Linked DNA regions of Homo sapiens: region 2 is linked to region 1. The links are chromatin contacts, found by POLR2A ChIA-PET in ENCODE. All regions are on one chromosome and are shown on one strand. The core of a region is the stretch at or near the end of the contact, and the rest is flanking DNA. Distances in the headings are between cores, read along the strand shown.

The links. ChIA-PET counts read pairs that join two places held with the same protein, here RNA polymerase II (POLR2A).
Region 2: POLR2A ChIA-PET joins it to region 1 with 13 read pairs in WTC11. The contact joins the promoter of SLC17A4 here to the promoter of H4C3 in region 1. POLR2A ChIA-PET finds 5 or more read pairs at or near these places in 2 of 52 experiments (Panc1 and WTC11).

Annotation. Positions count from the first base shown.
Region 1 is chr6:26,101,753-26,106,607 of GRCh38, reverse strand. H4C3 (H4 clustered histone 3) reads right to left here and starts at 2,675. Exons shown (of 1, transcript NM_003542.4): 1 at 2,271-2,675. The coding sequence starts at 2,660. The coding sequence ends at 2,349. RefSeq lists enhancers at 2,313-3,003, 3,028-3,137.
Region 2 is chr6:25,752,358-25,757,212 of GRCh38, reverse strand. It overlaps SLC17A4 (solute carrier family 17 member 4), which reads right to left and starts at 2,471. Exons shown (of 12, transcript NM_005495.3): 1 at 2,432-2,471. It also overlaps a transcript of SLC17A1 not described here.

The sequences.
Region 1 (4,855 bases), core at 1,426-3,925:
TCTGGAAATGCCAGTGTCAGGGAAGGGAAGTGGAGAGCAATTTGGCATCCAAACATAACTTGCTGATACTTTTTTTTTTTTTAACACAAGTACTACATTCTAGTCTTTCTGTGGTGTCATTGTAACTATTGTTTCTTAATATGCTATCCACTGACTTCAAGGGATCAATAAATAGGAATCAAGGTGTCCCAGAATATGGATTAGGGGAGTTTTTTTGTTGTTGTTGTTGTTGTTGTTTTTCATCTATTCATTATCCTGTAGCTGAAATTTAGAATTTTCTTCCATTGTGTGTGACTGATAGAAATAACAAATTTGTAGGTTATAGTTGTTGCAAGAATCTGGAAATCGTGCTTGCTTATTTCCGAAGTACTATTAGGTATATCAACAAAAACACACATATTACGGTCAAGTGGTTTGATAATTATTTTAATATTATTGGTCTAATACAATTGTAACCCTATGAATTACTTTAAGTATCTTATTTATGAAAAGAATCTGTAAGTTTCATCAGACTACCAGAGCATACCGAAGACTGAAAAATTTTAAGAATCCAAACCTTAATGGAAATGTTGGAGGCTGCCCAATTAGGTTCTGAATTCCACCTTCCTGAATCACAAACTTGTTTTAACTCTCAGTCTGAGGTAAACTACGTTTCTCTTTAAACAGACATAGTTTAATTTTCCTTTGATTTTTGATTTAGTATTCTTACTGATCATCATAAATAACCAATGCTAATGTTAGTCTACTTTGGACCATGGTATTTCGAGAAACTTTGAACAAAGTCCCCTGCAAAACTATGCATTGCATTATTTCACATACATTTATGTTTTCCAGACGGTTCAATAGTACCTCACTTTTCTGAACTTATTTGTATAGTTTGGCATCTTTTTAAAAATTGTGTCCTATAATGAAAGGTTGTAAACATTATGTTTTAAATTTGTATAGATAAAATCAACCACAGACCTTTCCTTGCTTGGATGTAATTGCCATTGTTTCCCAATGAGTTCGGAATTACTAGGATTGTGCAAAAATATGCCTCACTTGCCTGACATAGCAGAGAGCCATTTTGCCTAAATGCTGTGCCCAGCAATGGACTGTCACCAGATTCTCATCACATACAGTGAGGATGAACAACTAGCCTCTCCCAGCAGCTGGCCGGTCTCTCAATAATATGGGACTCCCTCAAGATGGCTTCCTGCACCTTTGCTCCTCTAGCCTTGTATGTATACAAGGCTAGCATGCCTGGCATACATAAGGTTAAAAACAAAATCAATAAGTTATGGTTCTTCCTCCAGTTCTGGGGATTATTAGACCACTTTTTTGTTTTGTTTTGTTTTGGATGGAGCCTCGCTCTGTCACCCAGGCTAGAGTGCAGTGGCACAATCTCGGTTCACTGCAACCTCTGCCTCCTGGGTTCAAGCAGTTCTCTGGCTCAGCCTCCCACGTAGCTGGGATTACAGGTGCCCGCCACCACGCCCGGCTAATTTTTGTATTTTTAGTAGACGGGGTTTCACCATCTTGGCCAGGCTGGTCTTGAACGCCAGACCTCGTGATCCACCCACCTTGGCCTACCAAACTGCTGGGAATACAGGCGTGAGCCACCGCGCCCGGACTTAGACCACTTTGTTTTGGCCAATAGGACAACAGCCATAGAACCCTCCGCAAATGAGAGCTTGTCCCTAAAGATGCTTTATTTACATAGCTGTGTGCCGCATGAGCCAAAAGGTGATAACCTTTGTTCAACACGCGCCTCCAGCCCTTCGGTTAAGTCCAAAGTACCATTCTTAGAATGCTCTAAAATACATAATTTTTTTTTTTTTTTTTTTTTTTTTTTTTGAGGAGTCTCTCTCTGTCTCCCAGGCTGGAGGGGAGTGGCGCGATCTCGGCTCACTGCAATCTCTGCTTCCGGGCTAGCTGGGCCTACAGGTGCAGACCACCACGCCCGGCTAAGTTTTGTATTTTTTTTGGTAGAGGGGGTTTCACCATTTTGGCCAGGCTGGTCTCGGATTCTTGATCTCAAGTGATACACTAGCTTTGGCCTCCCAAAGTGCTGGGATTACAGTCGTGAGCCACTGCGCCCAGCAAAATGCTTTTTGTGGAGCCAATCACTTTATTAGCGCTTACCTCTCTATGCCTACTTTATGCTTTGAAATTTTGTCACAGTGTGGCCGGTCATGGCAAACACAATTCATTCTTATGCAGGATGTCACGGTTATTTCTGTCATCCAAACTCATTCTCGCAACGCATTTCAGCTCTTTAAACGACTTTGTGAGCGGCCCTGAAAAGGGCCTTTGGGTTTTTTTGTTTTTGTTTTTTGAAGTTCTCAGGAGACCGCGTATTCTTAGATTCAGCCGCCGAAGCCATACAGAGTGCGCCCCTGACGTTTTAGGGCATATACTACATCCATGGCTGTGACAGTTTTGCGCTTGGCGTGCTCCGTATAGGTGACGGCGTCTCGAATAACGTTCTCTAAGAAAACCTTAAGCACACCTCGAGTCTCCTCATAGATAAGACCGGAAATGCGCTTGACGCCACCGCGCCGAGCCAAACGGCGAATAGCCGGTTTTGTAATGCCCTGGATGTTATCCCGGAGCACCTTACGATGGCGCTTAGCACCACCCTTCCCCAAGCCTTTTCCGCCTTTGCCGCGACCAGACATGATTCCTATCGCAGTGGAAGGTATGAACTGAAACAGTTCCTTAAATACAAACTTGGCGGACCTGATTGAAAACAACATGAGTTGGCGCGGTTTTTTTTTTTTTTCAAATTTGGTCACCAAGTGGGTGGAGCAAGAAAAACTGTTTCATTATGGTTCATTGTTTTGATTGGCCAGTGACAGCTTGCTCTTTGTGGGAGTGGAAGGGTGTTTGCAAGTTGAATGCGCTGTATTCCTGTCAGCTTAATGACGCTAAGCATAGCCCCATTCCACATTTCTTTTTATTTCCACTTGCTAACTAATAAATTACGGAATAGTTTATTGGGGAACATACAAATAATGTTTAAAGGAGGTCAGATTTATAGGTCAAGGGATTTACCCTCCCAATCATTTTAATATTTTTATTTAAACCAGGCATTTTGATGGCCTTCTCTGTGCTGGACAAGGTATAAGTTTGGCTATGAAGTTTCACTCCTAAAGACCCTATGTTTTGGGAAGGCAAAAAGGTAGCCAAATAATTGCAAATTAAAACCTCATAAGTGCAAACTTCTTCCTCGTCACTTTCCCTATCTCGATTCAAATATTTGTTGAATGACTCATTTTTCTGCAAAAGTCTGAGAGAGACAGGGAATATAAACTTAAGTCTGGATAATATGTTTTCCCGGGACGCTCTTCCTGGTCTGCTGTGCCTGTTTGCTGTGCCTGAAATTCCAAACACTCTTCCCTTCCCTCCGTTTTTAATCCCCTTTCAACTTGCTACAGCTTTAGAGAAAAGAACATTCGTTTTGTACAGTTGGGGATTAATTGAAGTGTAGGGCTAATACTTGATTAAGGTCATTACAAAATCTACAGGGTCTTCCTCTGGGAGGTTTTTGTGATAAGATTATTGGTGTTAAAATAAGGCTAATCCCCTTGAAAAATAAATAGAATAGCAGAATTGGGTCTGAATGTGGTTTGAAGAAAGGGACTTCTCAATTCAAAATTTTATTCTTAGCTTCCTGCGGGAGCTTTCCAGAATGCCCATAAGATCCACTTTTGTTTAAAAAACAAAAACAACCCCACCCACCACTCTCTGGTTAATAAATGAATTTCTATTGGGAATATTTAGAATGGGGCTGTGGCCTGTGAGAGACATTATATAGTAACCTCAGACTTGCTCACATGAAGAGAAGAAATCCAGGAATGGAGAAAAAAGACCCAGGAAAGGCCAGAATGCTCTACATGTCATATTGTTTGTATCACTTCTGAAATAATTGATTACATTCTTCTGCCCCAAATTGAGTTCTTAGGTTCTTCCACTCACTGTCCACATGCCACAACACAGACCTTATAACTAGAGACTTAGCTAGGAAGAAATGTCAAACATTACAGAGAAAAAATGCAGAGTCTGAGATCATAAGTAAAACTCTGAAATCTCAACATGCCTTTTAATTCATGAAAATAAAAAATATAGCAGCATATGCAATATGACAATTCTCTGAAAACATACATCATGTGAACTACCCTGGAACACATCTCGCCAAGTGCCATCTTCATTTTAACCAGAGGTCTAGGATGCCTTTCCTTTATTTTGCCTATTATATCATTTATAAAACCCCATTTTTATTTTGATATTTTATTTACTTTCTATTTCCTGCTCCTAATATCTCCTTTCTAAACTTTTCTCAATGACAGTGACTCAAAAACAATGAATGTCAGAACAAATATTTAAAGGATCTGTACATGTAGATATATATATTTAAAATGGATTCTTCCACTCTGCGAAGAATTCAGGCATACTCAATCTTATGGTTAGGGAGAGATTAGGCTCACTCGCCTAATCTGTATGGCTTCTCGTTCGCTTTCCATTTCACCTTCCTCTCACCCATCAGATCAAACTCATTCATTGAACAAGAGACCTAAGCCCTTCAGATTAAAACTCTGCAAACAAGTTGTGGTTGAGAGGATACATGAAGCATTCAAACAAATAAATCTATGATATTAATCAGAGGTTAATCTATGATATTAATCAGAGGTTAATGCAGTGGCTCACGGCTGTAATCCCAGCACTTCAGGAGGCTGAGTTGGGAGAATCGCTTGAGCTCAGGAGTTCAAGACCATTTTGGGCAACATAGCAAGTCTTCATCTCTACTTAAAAAAAAATAACCAGAGGTGTTATGAAAATATAAATTGTCCAGAACTACCCTCCACAAACTAAC
Region 2 (4,855 bases), core at 1,222-3,721, 350 kb after region 1:
TAACGTACCACTAAAGCTGGTAAGTAAGCAACTGACAGAGAAGTTGCCTCAATGATGTCATTCAAAACCACAGATGTTAGACCATGGAACCCTCTAGTCTGCACTGGAATTCGAAAACACACTCAAAATTGAATTGAAATCCAAACAAATACTCATTGGCAAATGGAATGGTTCTGGTAATTCTGAAAAGAAACTTGGTAAAATGAGGGGACTGAATAGTCTGCTGGAAAAATAATTTGCTTATCATTTATTTTCACACCTCAGGGCAATTAGTTGAATTGAAAAAATCATATCAGTCACAAGAACTAAAGACATAGCTTTCAGGGCAACATTTTTTTCCACAAGCTATACCCACACAGACTCTTCGAGTGTTCCAATGTCTAAGAGTTCACTGGCCGCAAGTTCATTCATTGATTCAGTAAATATTTATTGAATCAATGAATGCAATGTTGTGCTTTCATAGCTCCATCTCCTGCATGACTGAAGAACTTAGTTCTCATTAAATTGCCCTCTCCTTTTACTTATTATAACCAGAAATCAATTGCCAGTTTTTTCAGTAACAGGCGATAATGGTTTTGCTGGCGTTAATGAGAGCAGTGGGAACAGACAGCCGAGGGTGAAGGGAGGACAGTGCTGTTGTGGGGACAGCGTGATGCAGGCACAGACAGTACACCTGCGAGAAAGTTACATCCCAGGAGGGGCACATATGAAAAGAAAGAAGTAAGAATGCCACATGGTATGAAAAAAACAAGAGTAGCATTGACAGCAACTAGGTCATTAGCATCAGGAGAGGAGGGCAAGCACTCTGCCTAGTCTAACCACTTACCTAGTGTGGTTGTGTGAAATGGTTATATTTGAGCTGAAACGGGAACACTGAGAAGGAGACAGCGCTGAGCAAGAACAATTCCAGGCAGAGGAACCAGCAAGTTTGTCACGTTTTTCTAGGCAGAAGGTAGTCCAACATGGCGATGCAGAGTGAATGAGGAGGTTAATGGTAGGAGATGAGATCAAAGGGGTGGGCAGGATGGTCTCGATCTCCCAAAATGGCCAGACCATTTTGGGTCCTATAGGCCTGGTAAGGGGACTGGATCTACTATGGCCACTGTGTGGCACATGGGCTGTAAAGGACAAGATTGAGAACCAAGAGACTGAACAAGAAGTTGTTTCTTCACCTGTACAAGTGTTGATGGTGGATGGGCTAGGCTAGTTGTGGTGAAAAAGACCACATTCAGGACCTGTTTTGGAGATATGCCACTAAGACTTGCTAATGAGGTGTATATGGGAATGAGAGAAAGGGAAGAATCATCAGAGACTTCTAGACTTACGGCTTGAGCAAATGAGTGAATAGTGTTGCACTCAAAGAAGTTGGCGAAATGAGCAGGGAGGGCAACAGGTTCCAGAGGAAAAGCAAGAACTTTATTTTGGACACTTGGGGTTGAGACTCCTGTTAGACCCAGAAGGGAAGATTGACAGGTAAGTTTTGTGTCTGTGAGTCCATAGCTAAGAACAGAAGGGCCTTTGTAGAAATATAAATGTGTGAGTCATCAGCCTTATCTATTTATTTTGAAACCAGGTAAATGAGGAAAAAACAGCAAAGAAATGGAGCCAGCCATTCTTATATCAATTTCTCATCAGTTTTTCTTGCCAAGACTGCTTGTGTCTGTTCTTTTTGGATTCATATGCACCCTGTTCCTCTGCTAGTTATCAGTCCACTGTAGAATGAGACTTTTCCTTAAGGTGCTGGGCAGAGCTATTAACAGCTCAAATGTCATCTTAGGTGGTCTCAGCACTGAACATTTTTCCTCCTTATGAGAAACAGCCCATGGCTCTTATTCACAGTTTGCAAATAAAGTCCTCTGCCCTAAACTCTTCATCATTAACTACTTCCCAAAGCCATATTAGATTTCATTTATTTTGCTTTCCCATAAATTCGCTGGAACCAAACCAGAACCGTTTGGTTTTCATTAATTTTTTAGGCATGATGAAAATCTTCCTCTCTGAGAATTCAGTATTGGCATTTATTGTCTCACTGTGGATTTGATCAATGCTTAAAAAAATTAATGTACTTCACAAAAACAATCCAAATATATCATTTAGTTTCTGTCTCTTCCTCTCTCTCTTTCTTCCTCTGTGTGTGTGTGTGTGTGTGTGTGTGTGTGTGTGTATGTGTGTGTGTCTGTCTGTCTGTCTCTGTTCAGCTATACTTTTAGAAAATTTCATTCTCTTGAATTAATTCCCTGTAGTTCCAGGGCTCTTAATGCAACATCCCTTCTCACTTACCAGAATTATCTCAGGACACAGGCATTCTCTTCTCCACTCCCACAATCTCTGCCCCTAAACAGCAAATTAAGCTGCTCTCTAACAGAAACAGACCCATTCCCATCATCTCAAAAGCAGAATATTAAGGGTAAAAGTTTGAAAGCTAACTAACCTGAGGGAGGAAGAGTGCAGGATCCTCATTCCTTTCAAATAAATATTCTAAGCTCTTTGCAATTGTCTAATTCTGGGAGGTAAATAATTACCCAAAACCTTTAGCCCTTATGTTACCAGCTTGGAGAATTTTATTGGCCCAGTGGTTTAATTTTTAACTTTACATTTTATTGTTTGATTGATAATCAAATCAAGCTCATTAAATCTTCCTCATGCTTCAAGCCCAGCTGAGGTCACCTATGTCTTCCCTCATCCTTAATCAGAATCAATGTCCCTTCTTATAAGGATCCTGACACCCCACATGTTTCACTGACAGCACTATCCCCTTCTGGGGTCTCTCAGAGTTATTATAATCTTCATGGAGATGGGGTATATTTTGCCCCTTTTGAGTCCCTTTTCCACCATCCTGCTGTTTAATAGAACTGAGCTTTCCAAAGAGGAGAGACTTAATACATTTTGGTCGACTTGAGTGATTTTTATGGTTTTCTGATTGTAATTTTTTGCACAAAGGCCATTGAGTTTTCCATGAAAATTAACTCTGTGATTCTCCTCCCTTTTATGGCAAAACATTTCAGAAGACTCATACATATTTGCATTCTGGTTCCCCACCTCTAGTTTTCTCATGAATCCATCAGCAACAAGACAGCCCTTAGCAAAGCCATCACCAGCCTCTCTGCCAGCAAATCCAGTGGTCACATCCCAGGCCCCATCTGTCAGTGCTTGACAGATTCCACCACTCGTTCCTTCTTGATGCCTTGTTTCATTTAATTCATTCAGATCTGATTTTCCTCGTGTCTCATTGGTTGTTCCTTGTCAATACGTTTTGCTGAATCCTTATCTTTTCTCTGGTTTCTAATGTTGATATGCCTAAGACTCTGTCCTTGAACTTCCTCCCTATCTAAACTCACTCCCAAGGAGATCTCAGCCAGTCCCCTTTCCTTTCACACCCAATTCTGACCTCTTCTCTGAGCTTCGACTTCAACTTCATCCATCTCTCCTTGAGTACCCATTAGGTATCTCAGTCTTATGACTGCAAGCAGAACTGAATCTCCCTCCAACCCTACTCCTGGCCCAGGATCCCCCATCTTGGTTAATGGCATTACCATTTCCCTGTTAATCTTGCCAAAAAAAAGTCAGCCTTCATTCTATACTTTCCATCAACATTAATTCCAACAGTATGTTCTATCAGTTCCACCTTCATCTCTTTCCATTATTTTTTATTTTCTCCATTCCTATCACAATCATCTATCACCAGGGTAAATAAAATGATTATTTACCGGGCCCCACTGTTTCCATTCTCTCTCTTTTAATCCACCCCACATAGCAGGCAGAATGTTGGAAATGTACATATGATCATGTTACTTACTGGTGTAAAAGTCTTCCAAAGCCTTCCCAGAGAACCTAGGAGAAAAGAGAGCAAATTCACCTTCCTGAAGGTGCTCCAACACCTTACATCACCTTGGACACACCAACCTTACTGACCTCTGCCCTGCTGTCCTTCCCTCACTAAATTCCAACTAGTTCTGCCTTGTCCATGAAGTTCAAGGCCTTTACACTTGCAGTTCCTCCTGTCAGTGATGCCCAATTCCCCAAGATGATTGCCAAGTGTTTTACCAATGTTGTTAGAAAAGTAAAACACTTGAAAATAGATTTTCCAAGAAGCCTCTAATATGGTCTTGATTTTGTGTCAGCCTAGGCTAACTTGCATATTTGTGTCTTAGTTTTAATAAATCTTTTTTAATTTTTAAAAATTAAAAATAGATCAAAGCTTATAGAATAAGGGTATAAAGAAAATGTTTGGTGTTTTTTTTTTGTTTTTTTTTGTTTTTTTGAGACGGAGTCTCAGACTGTTGCCCAGGCTGGACTGCAGTGGCGTGATCTCGGCTCACTGCAAGCTCTGTCTCCCGGGTTCACGCCATTCTCCTGCCTCAGCCTCCCGAGTAGCTGGGACTACAGGCGCCTGCCACCACGCCCAGCTAATTTTTTGTATTTTTAGTAGAGACGGGGTTTCACTGTGTTAGCCAGGATGGTCTCGATCTCCTGACCTTGTGATCCGCCCACCTCAGCCTCGCAAAGTGCTGGGATTACAGGCGTGAGCCACCGCACCCGGCCTAAAGAAAATATTTTTGTACAGCAGTACAATATGTTTGTGTTTTAAGCTGTGATTACCAGAGTCAAAAAGTTTAAAAACATTTAAAAGTTTATAAAGTCAAAATGAAATAGTAAGCTAGAATTTATTATTGAAGAAATAAAATTTTTTTATAAACTTAGTGTAGCTTAAGTGCACAGTGTTTACAAAGTCTACAGCAGTGTACAGGCATGTCCTGGGCCTTCACATTCACTCACTGCCTCACCCAGAGTAACTTCCAGTCTCACAAGCTCCATTTATGATAAGTCTCCTAGACATACCATTTTTTATCTTTTT